Linked DNA regions of Homo sapiens: region 2 is linked to region 1. The links are chromatin loops, found by intact Hi-C in ENCODE. Cell type or tissue: dorsolateral prefrontal cortex. All regions are shown on one strand. Each heading gives the region's core, and the rest is flanking DNA. Links, peaks and the distances in the headings are about the cores only. Region 1 overlaps EMC10 (ER membrane protein complex subunit 10). Region 2 overlaps LRRC4B (leucine rich repeat containing 4B).

Region 1 (2,897 bases), core at 260-2,759:
AGGCAAGCAGCAGTGATTAACTTGAAGATAAGGCTCCTCCCTCAGCCCACCAGTCTGTCTGTCCTGGGTTCTGTGGGTGACTACTATGCTGAGGGCTTGGGTGGTCCTCACCTGGGGCCTTCTGTGTCCTCTGCAGGCTGGGGCGGAAGGTCGAGAGGGCGAGGCCTGTGGCACGGTGGGGCTGCTGCTGGAGCACTCATTTGAGATCGGTGAGTCAGGCAACGTCCTCTCCTAGACACTTAACATTGGTGCCCTGAGAAGTCAAGACTTGGAGTCTGGGTGCCTCCCGTCGTATGACATTTACTAACAACCATTTACTAACAGATTTGCCTCAGGTTAGGGGAAAGTGGGACATGAAAGAAGAGAAACACTCTTTAAATGCCCCCTTGCCTGTGAGACAAACCTCAGTTTTTAAAAGGTCATCACAGCAGTAATAATTTCAGAGCGGCTTTCCTGATCAGTCGCCACGTGCCCAGCATTAGCGGTTCCACGCTTTGCAAGTATTAACTCAGATGTCCTCACAGCAGCCATGTGAGGTGGTAGGTATTCGTGTCAGCCCCTTTTTCCAGAAGAGGAAACGGGCTCAGAGTAGGCACCACACAAGGTCTCATCGTGAGTGAGTGGCAGAGCAGGGGCCAGCTTCAAACCCAAACTTAAATTGCCATGATGCAGGTGTCCAGGTTCCCAGAGCTGGACGTCAGTGCTGCCCAGAGTGTAGTAATCGAGTCTGAGGCCCCGAACCTGAGGGCACAAACCCTGAAGCTGGTGCCCCTCTGCAAACCCTGGCATCTGCTCAGTGAACAGCTCCCCTGATTCTGACATGGCCAGGTAGTTGGGAATTCCTGAACTCCACAGCCTCCGTATTTTGCAGTTGGGGAAGCTGAGGCTCAGAGAGGTTGTGTGGCTATCCCTGGGTCACCTGGTGAGGCAGAGGCAGGATTTGGGAGCTGTGGGGTTCATGCATCTGCTACGGGTTGCCTTGTGAGGTGGAACATGGTGGAGGTGTCCCCACTTTGCAGATAGCAAAATGGGGGCCCAGATGGGGAGGGAACCTGGTCACTCGGGTGGAGGCCAGGCCAAAATTTGAAGCTGGACCTCCTGGCCCCTGCCTGGGTTGAAGGGTGGGCGGGGGAGGGGGCGTCTCTGAACCTGAGCTCCTCACAGATGACAGTGCCAACTTCCGGAAGCGGGGCTCACTGCTCTGGAACCAGCAGGATGGTACCTTGTCCCTGTCACAGCGGCAGCTCAGCGAGGAGGAGCGGGGCCGACTCCGGGTGAGGTGGGGCCCTCAGGGCTGGGTGTGGATGGGGATGGAGGGTTTCCAGCTGTCTCTTCAGCCACCCCCTGCTGGTCCCCAGCAGCCTTCCCTCCAGGCCCAGGTGGGCTCCCAGCACCACCTGCCACTCTCAGCCTCTGTCCTCAATGACTGCCCCTGGAGGAACGGCATTGCAGTTCGTCTTAGCGCCGCCAGGCATGGTGTCCTGCATCACGGCCTCTTCCTGCACTGCTCCCTCTGCTGGCAGACCCCCTTCCCCTGCAGGTTCACACAGTCGGCTCCTCTTCTTTTCCAGATCAGCTGAGCTGTTTCATGACCACTTAGATGAGATTTGTTTGTGAGGAGAAAGCCTCAAAATAGCTATGGTTGGACAGGAGCTCACTTCTGTCGCCCTGTGTTGTGGCAGCCTCAAGGGCCCAGCTCAATCCTCCGCAGGGGTCATGCAGAGAGGCCCCAGGGCTCCAGGCAGCAGGATAGAGAGGGAGAAAGAGGGGCAGAAGGAGCAGCAGCATTTAGAGAAAGCTTGCAAAAGCTGGCACAACCCACTTCCACCCATCAGCCAGATGTAGCTGTGAGGGAGGCTGGGGAGTGCAGGCTTGATTCTGGTGGCCACGCGGTGAGGTCTGCCTGAGCACCCTTCCTGCATGGTACCCACATGATTCTCTTGTCACAGCTGTCCCCAAACAGAATTTATTATGCATGTAACTGGTACGTCCAGGCATAGGGTGGACGCCAGGTGCAGCTGGATCCAGGCACAGGGAAGGCGTCCTCAGGACCCACTCCATCGCTGGGCTGGGCTTTGCCCTCCTTGTGGTGGCTTTTCCCCTAGGTGGGGCGGTCCCAGCTGCTCCTGGCCTCACCCACCAGCCGGGCCACCCCAACAGGAAGAGTCCTGGGTCGACTCAGGTTGGCTGGCCTGGGGAGTGTGGGCCGTGAGGTGGGTGGGGCTGGAGAGGGGCCTTCGCGGAGGCCTGGTGGGCATCACAGCCTGTCCAGGGCTGACACCATCCTTCTGACCAGCACCCTCTTCTCCCATCCCCAGGATGTGGCAGCCCTGAATGGCCTGTACCGGGTCCGGATCCCAAGGCGACCCGGGGCCCTGGATGGCCTGGAAGCTGGTGGCTATGTCTCCTCCTTTGTCCCTGCGGTGAGTTGGTGTCGGGGATGAGCCCCCTTCTCCCTCGTCCTCCTCATCCCCTACCCTGGTCCTGCTTCCACCATTCGAACCCCTGTGTTTCTGGAGCCCGCAGAGGCCTGGGAGACTCAGACCTGGCCTTGCCTTCCGAGGCCTCCTGGTCTGGAGGGGTCGGTCCAGGTAGCGGGTGCTTTCATGGGGATAGCATTGTGAGGACTCCCGGGTGGGGGGCGGTTGAACTTGGGCCTGAGGGTAACAGGGAGCCATGGGAAGGTTTTGAAAAATGCTCCGGGGGTCCTGTGGTGGGGGCCGGGGGAGGTTAGGGTGGAGCCCAGGCAGCAGGCTCCCCACCTCCACTGACCCCACTCCCCCCACAGTGCTCCCTGGTGGAGTCGCACCTGTCGGACCAGCTGACCCTGCACGTGGATGTGGCCGGCAACGTGGTGGGCGTGTCGGTGGTGACGCACCCCGGGGGCTGCCGGGGCC
Region 2 (2,897 bases), core at 1-2,500, 68 kb after region 1:
CCTCTTGCTGTCTGGGATGTGTCCACTGAGGGAGGCCAAGCCCACTGACAAACACTCACAAGCATCCACTCTCGTGGACTGGACGAACACACCCTCCATCCATGTCTCTGGGTGGGGCAGGGGGCGGTGCAAGAACCCCTGGGTGGGGAGGATGAGAAATAGAGGCGTCTGGATCCCTATTGATGCTTTTCACCCTTTGACAATGTCCACCTTGGGTGTGTGCTTTACCAGGTGCATGATATACGGAGGGAGCGGGCCTGTGCATGACTTATCATAAATGAATGTACGTCCGCTGGTGGCGCTCAGCACGTTTGTGGGACTGAATTGTTCACTGAGCCCCCTCGCCCCCCCACAAAGAGAAACGGGTCCAGGTTCTACGACGGGGATGTTGCCACGGCCTGGGGCTGCTGGTGAGTGGCGTGGGTGCCTCCCTGTCCCACGCTCTCCCTGGCCATTTCTGCAAAGCGCGTTTCCCTGGCGTGCCGTCCCAGCCACTGGCTCCTTTTCCTCCTCATTTCTTCCCCACTAGAATGTGAGCTGCCGGGGCTAGGGCTGGGCTTTGCCTGGCTCGGTCACCACCCAGGACAGGGCTTGGTGCAGAGCCGGTGCTGCCGGTGTCTGTTGAACGTCACGTGTATAAGTGGGGGAAGGATGGAGTGCAGGGAAGCCGGGGGCAGGTGCATGGGGACCGCACAGTGCGGAATGTCACCTGCTCAAGGGAGATGTGGATGGATCGGTGGAGACTGCAACTAGGGAGATGCAGGGCAGACTCAAAGCAAACTGGCAGACATGGGAGCCTGTGGGAGGTGGGCGTGGACAGAGGGACAAGGCCCTGCGGGAGCGGGGGGTGGTGATGTGACGACGCCCCTGACGTTTCTGGACCCCTTCGCTGGCCCTTGCCCCACAGCCACCAGGAAGGGACTGCTCCCCTGAGAGGTCCCTTTTCTTCCCTGAATCTGGCTCTCAGGATGGTCAGATGGGAGCAGCCAAGTCCTCCCACCCTTTCCCAGGGACAGACCAGGCAGAAAAGCAGCCGCATTTCTTACGGGAGCTGTTACATCTGGAAGATTAGATCTGGAGGGGCTGGGACCTCTGGCATCGGCACCCTCTTCTCTCCCAGCTTTACAGGCTGGAACAGGAGGAGGCTTGCTTGGAGGCAGGAGTTGGACCAAATCAGCCTGGGGTAATGATCCCCTGGGAATCACTGGCAATGCCTGGAGATATTTTTGGAACTGGGGGTGGGGTGCTACTGGCATCTAGTGGCCGGAAATGCTGGTAAACATCCTACAGCACACAGGACAGAGCCCCCCACCCTGCCCGCCAAAGGATGATAGGGCAGGCCCCAAATGTCAATAGGGCAGAGGTTGAGAAGCCCTGCTTTCTAATAGCACAGCTCTGTCCCCCCAAGCCCTCGCTTACGGCCTATCCTAATCAGAGTCATCATTAATTGAGTGGCAGCTGCCCCATCCTGAGCACCAGCCACAGGCCACCATGGCGCCAAGCACCACAGCGTTCTCAGCCTCTCTGCTCTCCAATTCTCACACCAGCTCCAGGAAATGGGGACGCAAACCCTGCACTGCCCGGCAAATGACCATGGAAACGCCTCCTGTCCTCTGACCACTCGCCAGGTGCCAGCACACAAGCTAACGCCCCAATAAGTACCAGACCCATCAGCCCTCACAGCAACACCTCAACGCAGGGGCTTGCATTGTCCCCGCTTTTCAGATGAAGAAACTGAGGCTCAGAATCATGCCGTCACCTTCCCAAGGCCACGAGAGGGTGTGGTGGTGCAGATGCCACAGGGGTCCCTGTGAAAGGGTTGCTCTCCACACCCCAGGGACTCCAGGGCTCGGCCTAGGCCGACCCGCCTGTCCTGTGCCGGGGGGGCTGGGCAGGTGGCCTGCACTTGGGCCCCGACACGGTGGCTCAGAGACAGGGAGCACTGTGCTCTCAAAGCCCGGAGGGCCTCCACTCCACCTCGGGAGCCCGGCTCCAGCTGATAGGATGCAGACCCGCAGGCCACATCCACAGGTGCCGGAGACGGGGAAGCCCCGGTGTGGGGAGGCCCAGAAGGGATGGGCTACATCTGCATGCCTCCCCAGTGTCCCCTCCAAGGTCCCCCTCTGCCCGCTGGCCCCGCATACCTGGATGCCGTTCTCTTGCAGGTTCAGGTACCGCGTGTTGACCGGGATGCTGGCTGGGACCTCGGCCAGGTCTCTCCGTGTGCAGATCACCCGGCTGGCCTGGTTGCTGCAGGAGCAGGCCACGGGGCAGGAGGTGGCCGGCGGGGAGCCCCCTCCGGCGGCAGACGTCACGGCCACTCCACCTCCACCGGCCCCCAGGGGTGGGGAGAAGAGCCAGAGGAAGAGCAATGCCCCGTGGGGCCAGGACATCCTACCGGGCGGCAGCGGGGGGCACGGGGAGCCGCGGGCACGCGCCATCCTCAATGTTCATGCTCCGCGTGGACGCTGGGGGGCTGTGGGTGGGGGAGAGAAGGGGGAGAGGCTTGGTGAGGGACAGGAGCCCATGTGGCCTGGGTGCTTGCCAACACCCAGGCAGCCCCATCGCCGCCTCCCTGCCCCATGCCCAGAACAAAGGGACAGGGAGGGAGACAGCTGCCGATGGACCCACCCAGCAGGCTGGGGCAGGCAGAGGGAAGCTTGGCCCGCCTGGCCCTGCACTAGCTCATCCTCTCCATGCTGGCAAGATTCTACGCCCATTCTGCAGCAGGGAAAACTGAGGCTGGGGGAGAGGAAGTGCCTGCCCAAGGTCACTCATCCAGTAAGTGCAGAAGTTGTCCAGATTCAAAACCCAGTTCTTTGCATGACTTCAAAAAGGTAGATACATCAGAGGAGTGAGACAGACAGACAGACAGACAAGGCGAGGGGGCAGAAACG

What was found. Hi-C counts contacts between places; a loop is a spot of excess contacts. Peaks named below come from ENCODE experiments on the same cell type or tissue, not always from the same donor. Only the 100,000 strongest peaks of a DNase experiment are listed, where the experiment ranks them.
Region 2: a loop joins it to region 1, with 2.9 times the contacts of the local background. A loop is called at or near these places in 4 of 110 quality-filtered maps.

What each region holds. Positions count from the first base shown.
Region 1 is chr19:50,477,793-50,480,689 of GRCh38, forward strand. EMC10 (ER membrane protein complex subunit 10) reads left to right here. Exons shown (of 7, transcript NM_206538.4): 2 at 137-209; 3 at 1,165-1,274; 4 at 2,319-2,423; 5 at 2,789-2,897. Among named protein-coding and RNA genes, the nearest start is that of GARIN5A, 2.4 kb to the left of the region's middle. In dorsolateral prefrontal cortex, for the core only: a CTCF peak has its summit at 1,501 (motif pointing left); a DNase peak (open chromatin) is centred at 1,512; H3K4me3 peaks cover 690 bases; H3K27ac peaks cover 583 bases.
Region 2 is chr19:50,546,398-50,549,294 of GRCh38, forward strand. It overlaps LRRC4B (leucine rich repeat containing 4B), which reads right to left. Exons shown (of 3, transcript NM_001080457.2): 2 at 2,145-2,476. The coding sequence starts at 2,441. Among named protein-coding and RNA genes, the nearest start is that of LRRC4B, 21 kb to the right of the region's middle. In dorsolateral prefrontal cortex, for the core only: a CTCF peak has its summit at 1,279 (motif pointing left); DNase peaks (open chromatin) are centred at 311, 668 and 1,261; H3K4me3 peaks cover 2,500 bases; H3K27ac peaks cover 2,500 bases.